Linked DNA regions of Homo sapiens: region 1 is linked to region 2. The links are chromatin loops, found by intact Hi-C in ENCODE. Cell type or tissue: K562. All regions are shown on one strand. Each heading gives the region's core, and the rest is flanking DNA. Links, peaks and the distances in the headings are about the cores only.

What was found. Hi-C counts contacts between places; a loop is a spot of excess contacts. Peaks named below come from ENCODE experiments on the same cell type or tissue, not always from the same donor. Only the 100,000 strongest peaks of a DNase experiment are listed, where the experiment ranks them.
Region 1: a loop joins it to region 2, with 2.9 times the contacts of the local background. A loop is called at or near these places in 3 of 110 quality-filtered maps.

The regions. Positions count from the first base shown.
Region 1 is chr10:49,172,190-49,174,994 of GRCh38, forward strand. All of the region lies in intron 1 of TMEM273 (transmembrane protein 273), which reads right to left. Among named protein-coding and RNA genes, the nearest start is that of TMEM273, 15 kb to the right of the region's middle. RefSeq lists an enhancer at 2,687-2,805. In K562, for the core only: no CTCF peak of the experiment used is centred there; DNase peaks (open chromatin) are centred at 779, 1,152 and 2,292; H3K4me3 peaks cover 276 bases.
Region 2 is chr10:49,272,700-49,275,504 of GRCh38, forward strand. No RefSeq gene overlaps it. Among named protein-coding and RNA genes, the nearest start is that of C10orf71-AS1, 25 kb to the right of the region's middle. In K562, for the core only: a CTCF peak has its summit at 1,657 (motif pointing right); no DNase peak of the experiment used is centred there.

The DNA.
Region 1 (2,805 bases), core at 65-2,564, 100 kb before region 2:
TAACAGGGCTCACACATGTAAATAAAGAGCCTATAGGGTGTTCCAGGGGGCCCCAGTGCCTAGGAGAAATCAAAGAGCAACCAGAGACCCAAGTGCCCCATGAAGGAGCTCACAGAGTGACCAGGGAGACAAGATTTACACTGAATAAAAGATCAGAGTGTCACAGGCAAAGCTCAGCGCCTTCCCCAAGCCTCAGTCTCACAAGCTGGAGGAAGTGGGAACAGGGTGCAGAGTGGGCACTGGTGCATGGCCTGCCTTCCTCTCCTGACTAGCACCTCAGTTTTCCTCTGAGCAACAAGAGGCCCCACAGCCAGACCCCCAGCCAACCCTACTCACTGGGGAAAGGGTTTGTTCCACCTTCGAGCCTCTCTGTGGGGATCTGAGACTTCACTATGACCTCATGATGGGTAGGAGGGAAGGATATTTGGAACCAGGAGATCTGAGTCCCCATTCTGCCACCCATTGCTCAGCCAGTGGCCTTGGACCAGACACAGCACGGCTCCCAGCTCAATGGCCTCATTGCACACAGAGCATGGCTGGGCAAGTTCCCAAATTGAGTGTGTGCACAGAGTGAGGTGCAAGTGGCAGCTGCCCTTCTACAAGCAAGCACACCACCACCTGAGACGGGCATCTGCCAATTTCTAGGGGTGATGGGCAAAGTGGGGGAGCCAAGCACACCAGGAGGCACTCCACGTGACTCCCACAGGGCTGGCTCCTGGGGAATGTGTGAACCCTGCCTGACCAATTAGCACATTTATTCTTCCTGTCAACTGTGATTGGTCAACAGGTGGGGCAGAAGATCCAATTCAGACCAGTGACACCTAACTCAGAGCCTCAGGGGAAACTGAGAAGCAAGAATGTCTTCCAGAGCTGAGAGCTATGGGGCCAAGGGAGGCCTGCGTTTGCCCACTGCAGGGAGCCTGCAGACTGAAGTCCCTGCTGAAGAAGGTTGAGCCCAGACCAAGTCCTAAAGATGCTTTGAAGCTTCTGAATCCAGCTGTGCCCGAAGCACTTCTCCCTGGACTTTTGAGTCACCTCAGTAAGGAAATAGCTTCTTTTTCTTACTCTTATCTGAGCTCGGTAACTGTCATCTGCAAACAAAGGAGTCCTAATGACTTCGGTAGTGGGTCCTGAGAGGGCGTCACTGGAGACTGGGAGATAGGAGCAGAGAAGGCTGGCTGTGAAGGAGGAGCTATACCACACAGCCCCACACAAGCTGGACTGGGATGTGCAAGCCATGCAACACACACGGCTCCTGGCCTCTGCACAGGCTGCTGCTCTCTTTGCCGCAATGCTTTTCCCTCGTCCCTGTGGAAAGTGCTTATTTATCCTTCAAAGCCACTCCTCTGAAAGTCCCCCTTGCTCTCGTCAGTCCAGGATCACTCCTTCCATGTGTCACACCTCTCCCCCGCACTGTTGGCCCCAGTCTGCAGCTTGCTCTATGGCATGAAGGCCACAAACAACCCAGAGGAAGCTGTTTCTCCCAAGAGCGAGATGATGCATGAGAGCCCTCGGAAGCTGGACTCTTCTCCTGGGGGATGCCGAGAAAGGTGGATGGGAGAAGTCTGAACTGAGTGTTAAACCAGAAATGGCTTGAAGAGATAAGATCTAGTGTAAGTACTGAGTGGTACGGAGCTCAGGATCCAAGTACAGTTCAGCCACAGAGAGACAAGGGGGGGCGATAGCGTTTCCCCTGTGGCTCTGAGACCATGTACACTGTAGTGGCTCCATCTTCCAGCCCACTGTGAGCCTTGGAGGCCCAGCTGGCACACACTTTTCTGAGCCAAGAGGCTCAGAAAAGAAATCAGATGTGTAGAGTCAAGGGAGACAGCCCAGCTATGCTTCACACAGCAGATTGATCCTGGGCTTCCCTTTTTTCATCTGAAAATGGGGATGCAGGACGCTGACATATAAAAGACTCACCAGAGACAACCCTGCCTTTCTGCCCATTTATCCTGTGCTACCCTGCAATGTTAGTGGACCCTGGGGTCAGAGTGAAACACAAGTTATACTTCTTAAATTTAGCTGGCTTGGGTGATATGGGTGCTGGCGGGCCCTGCCCCTGCCCCTGCCTCAGGGCTCACAAATGGGTCTGCTTCTCAGGCACTCCACGGGGCTGTTTGAAAGTGGAAATGAAGTGCACCTACCCCAAGTGCAATAGCACCTGTTCAGCCCTCTCTCTAGCAGAATGCAGGGGCATAGGTCATGGGCCTTGGCTACACAGTCCTCCTACTTCCAGCATCGCTCGGCTCTTGCCGGAGTCTAGACACTTCTAGACCATGACTTGCAGAAATCTCAGAGTCCCCATCTCAAACCCCGGAACCACCTGAGATTTCTCTTCCTCAATCACCCTCCAGTCTTATCAGAGCATGACTCTAAACAGGACGTCTGCAGACCCCTCCCATGCCGCTTGTGGTCCTTGCTTTCTGTGCAAGGAACTAGGCTGGGGCAGAACCCAAACCTACCTGGCAAAGCTGTACAAAAGGAACACACGGGAAAAAGGTGTGCAAAGCAGTGGTGGGGGGTGGTATGAGGGGGACTCTGGGAGCTTTTAGACAACTCCTTGATTTCCATGGACCGCCCCCCATCCACGGAAAGACAATATGCGTGGTGTCAGAGCAGACCACTTGCTTGGCAACTCCAGCTCAGGACCCCTGCGACCCTGACGCTAAGGCTTCTGGAAGACAGGCAGTGATTAAGGAATTCCACATACGGCAGTCCCTGCTAATGCGTGAAAGTACAGTGATTAGCCAGCCAGGTGGGCCAAGGCGGGCACCTAACCCAGCCTGGGAGTGTCACAGAAGC
Region 2 (2,805 bases), core at 121-2,620:
GCCACGCCAGGGCACTTGTGGCCTCTCTGAGCAGCGAGGCTGTGGTCTCTTTCTGAAAGGCCTAACATAGGAATGCCCAGCTGGCTTCCAAGTCATATCTGGTGTCTCAGGCGAAGGGCAGGCCCCAGTGGGTGGGAGCAGATTCTTTCCTGCTGCCTCATTGCGGCTCCGAGAAAGGAAGTGTGAGTGCCCAGGGTGGGCACCCTGCACACAACCGCAGCCCATCCGTGGGCAGTTGAGCCTGCCATCTCGGGGGGATGCTGTCACGGTGAGTGGGCCTCTGTGCACGTCTGAGTTTCCTGCTCTCTTGGCAAGGCCAGGTTGGAGGGACTTAGTGGGCGGCGTCTCAGCCTCGGGCCATCACACAGAGGGCAGGCAGGAAGCTGTGCACAGTGCCAGGGATGCAGGGGGACAGAGACCCTACTGATGAGTGGCTGAGTTGGACCAGGGTCCACCCTCAGCCCATCCAGTGCTGGGCACAGCTGGGCAAGAGGAAATCCCAGCACACTGTCTGGTTTACTCAGCCCCTCCCACAGCTCTGTGCTGGGAGGTGCCTGCCCTCTGCACCAGGGGCCTGGGAGCTGGCAGAAGCCTTTCTCCAGGGCAGGAGCAGCCTCTGGCCCAGCTACTGGTGAGGAACCCTGGATTCCTTCACATCAGTGACCATACCATGTGCACGCCTCTGAGTCTTATGGCCTTCAAGCACCTCTACCTGAAGAAGTCCATCTCTGACTGAGGAGCTTTAGCAGGAAGAAGCATGGTTGCAGCCTTTTGCCTGCTCAGGCCTAGAAGGGACAGCTTTAGTAAGCCTCGAATCCCAGCTCCATGCCCTCCTTAGCTGTGTGACATTGAGCAAGTCACTCAACCTCACTCAGTCTTGTTTCTCACCTGTGAAATGGGGATAACAGGCCTACTTCGTTGAGCTGCTAGGGAGGTTAAATGAGACAATAAATGTGACCAAAGCTCTAATGTAATGCAGATGTAATTACACTAAGAATCTTAAAATGAGGATATCATAATTATCCAGGAGGGCCCTAAATTTAGTGGCAACGTGCCCTTATAAGAAGAGACACGCAAAAAGGAGAGAGATGCCTGGACAGCCGAAGCCAGGTGAAGATGGGGACGGAGATTGGGGCAATGCGGCAACAGCCGCGGAAGCCACCAGAAGCTGGAAGAGGCAGGAAAGGATCCTCCCCTGGAGCCTTCAGAGGGAGCACGGTCCTGCCAAAACCTTGAGTTCAGACTTCTGGCCTCCAGAACCATGAGGAATAAACTTCTGTTGTTCTGAGCCACCTAATTTGTGTTAATTTGTTAAAGAAGCCACAGGAAACTAATACAACAACCTGCAAAATGGGCTAGTAATACGTACCTCTTACTTTTGTGGGAGGATTTTTTAAGTGTTCATAAAAGAAAAAATCTAAAGATCCAATCATCAGAGATAGGTATAGATTATCTGCACATTGACATGAAGAAATAGCATGCAGCCATACAAGAAAGAAGTTTGTAGACAGTAGTGACCAGGCAAATGTTCACGTTCTGGTATCATGTGGGGAAACGTGAGCCACAAACTGAGGAACAAATGGGGCCACCAGAAGCTGGAAGAGGCCAGGAAGGATGTGCCCCTAGTGCCTTCAGAGGGCGCCTGCTTCCACCTCGACTTCGGACTTCTGGCCTCCAGAATCATGATAGAATGAAGTTCTGTCAAAATGTAAAATTGCAAATGTCTCTGAACCTAATTTTGTTTTTTAAAAATATGCTGACACTTTGGCAGGCTGAGGTGGGTGTATCACCTGAGGTCAGGAGTTCGAGACCAGCCTGCCCAACATGGCGAAACCCCATCTCTACTAAAAATACAAAAAATTAGCTGGGCGTGGTGGCAGCAACCTGTAACCCAGCTGCTTGGGAGGCTGAGGCAGGAGAATTGCTTGAACCTGGAAGGTGGAGGTTACAGTGAGCTGAGATCATGCCATTGCACTCCAGCCTCGGCAGCAGAGTGAGACTCTGTTTCAAAAAAAAAAAAGTATTCTGAAAAAAGAAAAAAATAACACTGACCACTGCTGGGCAATATGATACCATGTTCTTTACTTTCTTTGCTGTTATTTTTTTCCCAAATGCTTCTCAATGAATATATGTTACTTTTATTTTGAAAAAGTAAAAAGGAGCTGTTCTAAAATGATTTCTTCCCGCAAATAACACATAATTGTGCAAGAGTCACTGCAAGCCCACTTTCTTTCCACCTGCAATCTCATGACAGCCTTATAACAGCCCCAAAAGGAGGCCATTATTCCATTATTCTATGCTGCCATTATTCCATTCTGTAGGTGAGAAGGCCAGGTTCTGTGAGGAACTTGTCCGAACACAGAGATAGCCTGTGGCCCAGCCTGAGGGTCAAATGCAGCCTGTCAGCTCCTAGAGCCCATGTGAGGGAAGCCACATCCCTCATCCCAAAGACAAGGGCTGCTGCCCGAGCCAGGCACTGGCTGCCGCTATCGGCCTCCCTCTTTCCCGACCATGCCCACGGCTTGGCTGTGTCCATCAAGTTAGACAGCAGGTAAAAGTCTCAAGTGCCCTCCAGGCAGAGATAAATAATGGAGAGCAAGATCCAGGGATTCTGGTTTCTGATGTTTAAATGGAATGAAGGATAAATCATTTCTGCTAACTGTTTTTACCTGGCTGTGGGAAATGATGCATCACCGTCTTTTAAAAGAAAATTAAGCCTTTAATTCCATGGCACATGTAATAAAATGGTACTTCAGCTCTCTGCGCTGAATATATAGCCCGTCCTGTCCTAATTTACTATTTCGA